Regions from separate parts of the Homo sapiens genome. Here all the other regions are linked to region 3. The links are chromatin contacts, found by Hi-C or POLR2A ChIA-PET in ENCODE. All regions are on one chromosome and are shown on one strand. Each heading gives the region's core, a stretch centred on a gene start or an enhancer-like site at or near the end of the contact. The rest is flanking DNA. Distances are from core to core; before and after follow the strand shown. Region 1 overlaps BDNF-AS (BDNF antisense RNA). Region 2 holds the start of BDNF (brain derived neurotrophic factor). Region 3 holds the start of LINC00678 (long intergenic non-protein coding RNA 678).

Evidence for each region. Hi-C counts contacts between places; a loop is a spot of excess contacts on that map. ChIA-PET counts read pairs that join two places held with the same protein, here RNA polymerase II (POLR2A). Pooled maps may share reads with other maps.
Region 1: a loop to region 3 is called in a map of Right ventricle myocardium inferior, with 4 times the contacts of the local background. The contact joins the enhancer-like site here to the promoter of LINC00678 in region 3. A Hi-C loop is called at or near these places in 9 of 168 maps with a recorded cell type or tissue (Right ventricle myocardium inferior, cardiac septum, heart left ventricle and 2 more) and 7 of 50 pooled maps. POLR2A ChIA-PET finds 5 or more read pairs at or near these places in 2 of 52 experiments (H1 and endothelial cell of umbilical vein).
Region 2: POLR2A ChIA-PET joins it to region 3 with 26 read pairs in H1. The contact joins the promoter of BDNF here to the promoter of LINC00678 in region 3. A Hi-C loop is called at or near these places in 4 of 168 maps with a recorded cell type or tissue (Right ventricle myocardium inferior, gastrocnemius medialis, heart right ventricle and 1 more) and 3 of 50 pooled maps. POLR2A ChIA-PET finds 5 or more read pairs at or near these places in 3 of 52 experiments (H1 and WTC11).

The regions. Positions count from the first base shown.
Region 1 is chr11:27,524,667-27,527,366 of GRCh38, reverse strand. The region is part of intron 1 of BDNF-AS (BDNF antisense RNA); the gene reads right to left. Among named protein-coding and RNA genes, the nearest start is that of MIR8087, 11 kb to the right of the region's middle. Within about 2 kb of position 1,373, at least 2 of the 41 ENCODE cell types and tissues checked have a DNase peak (open chromatin) inside an H3K27ac peak, as active enhancers do; they include heart right ventricle, where a contact is called at or near this core.
Region 2 is chr11:27,699,140-27,701,839 of GRCh38, reverse strand. It overlaps BDNF (brain derived neurotrophic factor), which reads left to right and starts at 1,385. Exons shown (of 2, transcript NM_001709.5): 1 at 1,385-1,676.
Region 3 is chr11:27,633,342-27,636,041 of GRCh38, reverse strand. It overlaps LINC00678 (long intergenic non-protein coding RNA 678), which reads left to right and starts at 1,415. Exons shown (of 4, transcript NR_102708.1): 1 at 1,415-1,711. All of the region lies in intron 2 of BDNF-AS (BDNF antisense RNA), which reads right to left. RefSeq lists enhancers at 46-340, 599-1,488, 1,489-2,378.

The sequences.
Region 1 (2,700 bases), core at 124-2,623, 110 kb after region 3:
TATAATAAATGCAATTTTCTGGTCAGCTGTGGTGGCTCACGCCTGTAATCCCAGCACTTTGGGAGGCCGGGGCAGGTGGATCACTTGAGGTCAGGAGTTCCAGACCAGCCCGGCCAACATGGTGAAAACCCGTCTTTACTAAAAATACAAAAAAATTAGCCAGGCATGGTGGCAGGCCCCCTGTAGTCCCAGCTACTTGGGAGACTGAGGCAGGAGAATTGCTTGAACCCAGGAGGCAGAGGTTGCAGTGAGCTGAAATCATGCCACTGCCACTCCAGCCTGGGCAACAGAGCAAGACTCCATCTCAAAAACAAATAAATAAATAAATGCAATTTTTTAGCAGAGCAGGAGTAGATAAGACAGCAGTGACCCTCTCTGCGTGCATGCAATCTTGTGTTCCTGGGCTTGAGCCTGGCATGATTTGCAGCTGGGTATAAGAACACAAGCAATGTGATTCATTCTGGCACTATTTAAACTTTAAGTACGTCTCAGATGTAAAAACAAAGGAGAATATGCCACCAACCTGGTTCATTTGGGTGAATATAAAAAGGAGATTACTCAAAGCTTTAAAAAAAATTTTTTTAATGGGCTGTGTTTCTACCCCACCCTTAGGGAGTGCTGGCTAGGAAGACTTATGTATTGTGTTAGTTAGCATGAAAGGTGGGGAAAAACAGAGTAGGGCAACCCAAAGTCAAAATCAACAACCTTTATGAATCTGAGCCATGGACTCTTTGCCTAAAGGGGATGAGGGAGGAACCAAGTTTCCACCCTCTTAATGCGGAAAAGAGAGCAATTGTTGATAGAAAAAGGAAAATATTTTCCTCTCCTCCCCTCCCCAGAAAAAGCATGATTAAATAACAAAGGTTGCTGCCCCAAATCCCCATATCCTAATTAGAAAGTAAAAATGGTGGGCTTTTAAAAAATTATACAGAATTCGTATATAAGACAACAACAGAGTAGGGTGTCTCCCTCCAACCTTGGGTCTAGTGTAATTACACACAGTAATTAACAACGAATTTGTAACCAGTCCTGTTGGCTCTGTTCAGGTGCCAAGTGTGGTAGTCCAGTGGATCATCAGCTATGGGTGCAGAACCCTAATCTAAAGGCACTGAAACCTCTAGGTGATGAGTGATGGATTCCAAACGATTGCATAGACTTGAGGGAAAAGAATAAGGCTTTGGGACTGAAAAAGAGACAGACACCTGGGTTACTTTCTTGGTGCCAAATGTCATCCCTCTGGTCCACAGACCTCTTTTGGACAGAATCAAATGCAAGTCCAGCACATGCAGCAAAGCACAGACTCAGCCCAGCACTTAACTCTCTGCCAGCCTGAGATTAGGCCTGAGGACATCGGGCTCAGCCAGAAGAGGAGGAGTGCCAGAAAGCTTGAATTTGGCCTGCCATCCTGTGTTTGCTGGGACTTGTAGCATCAGTATTGGTGCTGGATGGCAAATTCCTGTAGGCCTGGCTATGTGTGAGGCTGAACAGAATTATCTCCTTAATGAAGGCTTTGGGTAATGGATTATGGTCCCATTGTGATCAAACCATTTCACCTATTCCCACACATAGGGATCATATCACCATCAATGAAACCAGGCCAGCCTTAAATTAAAATATAGACCAAATCTACCCTTGGCCTGCTCAGAGCTGGGTGACTTTATCCACCTCTCTTCTCTCAACATGCTCCACCTTCCCTGCCTTCCTCCTACCCTCCATGCTAGCAAGGCCCAAACCCTCTTTGCTGCCTCTGCCTATCCAAGGATCTCTCTCAGTAAACTGGTTATCTGAAGTGAGGTCTTGCCCCACTCCAACAGACATTCATTGAGTCTTAACTATGGGACAGACAATATGCTATGTACAAAAAATACAAATATATATTTTTTAAAAATGTGCTCCTCAGCCTTGATGAGAAGAGCCATATAATTCACTCAAAAATAAGTACTGAGCCTTCTGCTGTGGGCAGGACATAGTGCTGGGCATGTCAGAGGGCACAGAGACTAAGAATACACATTCTCTCACTCCAGGAATTCGTTGAAATCAAGAAAAGACTTAGAGGCAAGAGAAGAAGAGCTGTGTAGTGGAAAGAACCATAATGTATTGCCCAGTTAGTGTAAAAGCTTCTAATTGCTCTCCTTGCTTCTACTTTTGTCTCCTGTAATAATAATAGCAATAATAATTAGTATAATACAAATCCATGCGCCATCCAGGAGCCAGAGTTTTCTTTGTAATACATAAATCAGATCATGCTACGTCTAGCTTAAAACCTCCCAAAGGCTTCCTTCAGTGCATAAAATAGCATCCAAACTCCTTCACTGTGACTGACAAGGCACTGTATGACTGGTCCCTATCTGCTTCTCCATCTTACCCACTTCAGACACATTGGCCGCTTTTCTGTCTCTCAGATATTCCTGCCTCCAAGCTTTTATCTTTGTAGTACCCTCTAACTAAAAATGATTTTCTTCCAGATTTTTGTTTGGCTGGCCTCATTTCATCATTCAGGACTCAGTTCAAATGCCCCTTCTTCAGAGACGCTTTCACTGACAAGCTTGTCTAAGAAACTCCTCCTCAGTCACTCTATGGCTATTTTCTTTTCTTCATGACACATGTTGCTATCAGAAGCTATCTTCATTTTTTTGTTGTTGTTTGTGGTTTTCGTCTGTTCGTTTAATGGAAAACTCAAACTTAACAAATCCAAAATTC
Region 2 (2,700 bases), core at 136-2,635, 66 kb before region 3:
CGTGTGTTTGCTGGGGCTGGAAGTGAAAACATCTGCAAAAGCATGCAATGCCCTGGAACGGAACTCTTCTAATAAAAGATGTATCATTTTAAATGCGCTGAATTTTGATTCTGGTAATTCGTGCACTAGAGTGTCTATTTCGAGGCAGCGGAGGTATCATATGACAGCGCACGTCAAGGCACCGTGGAGCCCTCTCGTGGACTCCCACCCACTTTCCCATTCACCGCGGAGAGGGCTGCTCTCGCTGCCGCTCCCCCCGGCGAACTAGCATGAAATCTCCCTGCCTCTGCCGAGATCAAATGGAGCTTCTCGCTGATGGGGTGCGAGTATTACCTCCGCCATGCAATTTCCACTATCAATAATTTAACTTCTTTGCTGCAGAACAGAAGGAGTACATACCGGGCACCAAAGACTCGCGCCCCCTCCCCCCTTTAATTAAGCGAAGGGAACGTGAAAAAATAATAGAGTGTGGGAGTTTTGGGGCCGAAGTCTTTCCCGGAGCAGCTGCCTTGATGGTTACTTTGACAAGTAGTGACTGAAAAGGTGGGTTTGTTTTCTTTCTTTCTCTTTCCGTTTTTCTGTTTGGTCGGCTAGAAAGCGTGTGGCTTTAGCGAGGTCTGTCATTGCCTGGGCTTCCTGGCTGGAACAAGTAACTTGGTGTAACGTTATCTGGGGGCGTTCATCAATAAAAAATGCTGTTATTATCTTGATTGAATTCCTATTAGGCAAACTCTAGAGAGGTCAGTGCGCGAACTCTGTTTAAGCCGGCGTGTTTAAGGCAGCAGAGTAAACCAATAGCCCCCATGCTCTGTGCGATTTCATTGTGTGCTCGCGTTCGCAAGCTCCGTAGTGCAGGAAGGTGCGGGAAGGTGTGTCTGTGGCCCGGGAAACGCACGCCCTCTCCCAGAGAACTTGGGTGCTGGGATGGGGAGGAAGGGGAGAGTTGAAAGCTAGGGGAGCGAGACCTCGGGGCGTGCGATTCTCACTCGCTCCCTCCCGCCCCAGCGCCCACAGCCGGGGTTTCTGCAGAGGGCGCGGGACGCGGGGTTCCCCGGGGCTGAGGCTGGGGCTGGAACACCCCTCGAAGCCGCGGGCGTCCTGTCCAAGGCGCCCCAGGAGGGCGCAGGACTCGCAGGGCGATGTCGCGGGGCCCTAGGGGAGGAGGTGAGGACAGGCCCCGGGGGAGCGGGGAGTTCCGGGCGCCCCTCGGTTCCCCGCGCGAGGAAAAGACGCGGCGTTCCCTTTAAGCGGCCGCCTCGAACGGGTATCGGTAGCGCGGGCGAGCGGGGAGCGGGGGGCGGGGGGCGGGGGGGGGGGGGCGGCGCCGTTTGACCAATCGAAGCTCAACCGAAGAGCTAAATAATGTCTGACCCGGGCGCAAGGCGCAGCCTGGAGCTCCGGGTCCCCGACGCTGCCGCCGCCGCGCCCGGGCGCACCCGCCCGCTCGCTGTCCCGCGCACCCCGTAGCGCCTCGGGCTCCCGGGCCGGACAGAGGAGCCAGCCCGGTGCGCCCCTCCACCTCCTGCTCGGGGGGCTTTAATGAGACACCCACCGCTGCTGTGGGGCCGGCGGGGAGCAGCACCGCGACGGGGACCGGGGCTGGGCGCTGGAGCCAGAATCGGAACCACGATGTGACTCCGCCGCCGGGGACCCGTGAGGTTTGTGTGGACCCCGAGGTAGGCAAGCGCTGGGAATGGGGCTTGGTGCAGGAGCTGCCCGTCCGCGGGAGAGAGTTGACTGGGGGATCCCCCACCCCAAAGTTGTGGGACGAGGCCAGTCTCCTTCTTTCCTCCCCTCCGGTAGAAGGGACGATTTGGAGTTACTCTTGGGGAGTTTTCTCCCCCATCCCACAACCCAGAAGGTCAGCCGGCACCACCAGGGAAAAAGGGACCCGGGGAAGTCACGAAGTAGAGGAGGGAAGGCCTGGAGGAGACCCAGAGCTGCGTGATGGGAGCAAAGACGGCGACCCGGGGATCCCTCGCAGCCCTCCCCCAGCCCAGGAGTAGTCGAGAGAGACTTAGGGGGCCAGAGCTGTCGAGGGTCCTGACTGAGGGGAGGGTGCTGGGGCTAGGCTAGGAATCCTTCCAGGGGGTGGGTGGTCCCCGCGCCGACTTGCGGGGGGAGTGGGAGGGAAGCTTGCGCCTTCAGCCCGCATCCCTTCCCCGGAGCTGCACACGGCTACCTGCTCCCCAGGAATTGAGACTGAAGTGGACTTACAAGTCCGAAGCCAATGTAGCTTGGAAAACTTGGGAGGCGGAATTCCTACCGCTGGGAACTGAAAGGGTCTGCGACACTCTCGGGCAGGCCGAACCCACATCTCTACCCATCCTGCGCCCCTCTTCTGAAGCGCCCTCCAGGGAAGTTAAGAGTTTTGACTTTCGGGGAGTGGTTGGGATGTACGTGGGGGATTCTTGACTCGGGTTAGTCTCTGGGGATGCAGAGCCGGGAAGAGGAATGGGTGAGTGAGTTACTCCTGGAAAGAAATAGCTGAGGATTGGGGGCTCTGTGCCTGACGGGCAAGAAGAAGGGGAGATTACAGACTAGGGGCATCCCTAAGGAAGAAGCCTCGGGGCTGCGAGGGTGAACTGGAGGATGCAGTGTTTGTGTGTTGGGGGTAGAGCGGGGATGAGGGACCGGGGTGGAGGGGAGGCGAGGAGGAGGAGGGGACCCAGAGAACGAAGCTAGGGAAGGTAGAGGGTG
Region 3 (2,700 bases), core at 166-2,665:
TTTTAGAAACAAAAGAACAGCCTGCAGGCACAGATAAGGGAACTTACACTGGGGGACTTGCCTAAGACATGCCCACAGCTGCACAGATAAGAAAGGCTACACAGGTGACTTGCCCAGACATGCCAGCAGTGGAAAATTTCATCCCCTGACACATGCATAATAAGGGCAACAAAGCAATATGGGTAACTCAAGCTAAGGGCCCACATGCACCTTAGGAGGATGGGGTGGAGCTACCAGAAAAACATGCCTTATGCAAACAAAATGCCCAGCCCTCATCAGTTTCCTATAAAAGCCTTTGCATTCAACTGTGAAAAACAGCAATCCTCTTCCAGGTCCCCTTTCTGCAACAGAGAGCTTTCTTCATTCACTTATTAAACTTTCACTCCGACCTCACCCTTTGGGTCCATACTCCTTAATTCTCTTGGTCTTGGGTGATACCTCACAAGGAGAGACTGCTACATTGTGGTGCATTGGTGAGACTGTAACAGACTCCTTTCCAAGTGTTTGGTGTCTGAGTTTTCAGAAGGTTTGACATGCATTTCTTCATTTAATGCTTAGAACAGACCACCACCAATAATAACAACTCCACATCTTATTTTTCAGATGGGGAAACTATGATTCAGAATGATAACAATTAATACAAAGCTGAAGCAAGATTCAAATCCAAGTCTTCTGACTTGAAATCCTACTTTCTTGCCACTTTTTAAACTATTTATCTGATGTTGGCAATTCATGGCAATCAGAGGATGGATGAAGGGCTCTGGAGGTTTTGGTTACAGTCAGGGAGCATTAGAAAGAACAAGTGTGCTTAGATGAGGCGGGAAAGCCCAGGTACATGAAGGAAAAGAATAATTTGCCTAAGTTGCCTAGTTTAAAATCATTTTTAATTGGAAAGGTATTTTTATCTTCATTTACAGATGTGGAAACTAAGATTCAGAATGATTATTCAAAAATCACATAGCTAGTGGCAACCTCAAGGATTGAAACCAGGTGTGTCTATCTCTAAATATAGTGATAAAAAGCATGCATTTTGGGTTGAACTCTGCTCTCCACATAGATCTTGGTCCAGCCCGCCCCCTAACCCTGGTGTCCTCATGTGAAATGAGGCTAATAATTGCCAGGCCTCTGAGCCCAAGCCAAGCCATCACATCCCCTGTGACTTGCACATATACGCCCAGATGGCCTGAAGTAACTGAAGAATCACAAAAGAAGTGAATATGCCCTGCCCCACCTTAACTGATGACATTCCACCACAAAAGAAGTGTAAATGGCCAGTCCTTGCCTTAAGTGATGACATTACCTTGTGAAAGTCCTTTTCCTGGCTCATCCTGGCTCAAAAAGCACCCCCACTGAGCACCTTGCGACCCCCACTCCTGCCTGCCAGAGAACAACCCCCCTTTGACTGTAATTTTCCCTTACCTACCCAAATCCTATAAATTGCCCCACCCCTATCTCCCTTTGCTGACTCTCTTTTCAGACTCAGCCCACCTGCACCCAGGTGATTAAAAGCTTTATTGCTCACACAAAGCCTGTTTGGTGGTCTCTTCACACGGACACACATGAAATTTGGTGCCGTGACTCGGATCGGGGGTCCTCCCTTGGGAGATCAATCCCCTGTCCTCCTGTTCTTTGCTCCGTGAGAAAGATCCACCTACGACCTCAGGTCCTCAGACCGACCAGCCCAACGAACATCTCACCAATTTTAAATCAGGTAAGCGGCCTCTTCTTACTCTCTTCTCCAACCTCTCTCACTGTCCCTCAACCACTTTCTCCTTTCCACTCTTCAATCTCTCCCTTCTCTTAATTTCAATTCCTTTCATTTTCTGGGAGAGACAAAGGAGACACGTTTTATCTGTGGATCCAAAACTCCAGCACCGGTCACGGACTGGGAAGGCAGCCTTCCCTTGGTGTTTAATCATTGCAGGGACGCCTGATTATTCACCCACGTTTCAAAGGTGTCAGACCATGCAGGGATGCCTGCCTTGGTCCTTCACCCTTAGCGGCAGGTCCCGCTTTTCTGGGAAAGGGGCAAGTACCCCAACCCCTTCTCTCCTTGTCTCTACCCCTTCTCTGCTTTTCTGGGGGAGGGGCAAGTACCCCTCAACCCCTTCTCCTTCACCCTTAGCGGCAAGTCCCGCTTTTCTGGGGGAGGGGCAAGTACCCTTCAACCCCTTCTCCTTCACTCTTAGTGGCAAGTCCCACTTTTCTAGAGGAGGGGCAAGTACCCCAACCTCGTATCTCTGCACCCCAATCCCTTATTTCTGTGCCCCGACCCCTTATTTCTGTGCCCCTACCCCTTATTTCCACGCCTCATCCCTTATTTCCATGCCCCATCCCTTATTTCTGTGCCCCATCCCTTATTTCCGTGCCCCAACCCCTTATCTCTGTGCCCCAACCCCTTTTTCCACTTTTCTGGAAGGTAAGAACCCCCAAACCTCTTCCCTCTGTTTCTCTACTCTCTTCTCTAGGCTTGCTTCCTTCACTATAGGCAACCTTCCACCCTCCATTCCTCCTTCTACTCCCTTGGCCTGTGTTCTCAAAAACTTAAAACCTCTTCAACTCACACCTGACATAAAACCTAAATGCCTTATTTTCTTCTGCAATGCCGCCTGACCCCAATACAAACTCAACAGCAGTTCCAAATAGCCAGAAAATGGCACTTTGACTTTTTCCATCCTACAAGATCTAAATAATTCTTGT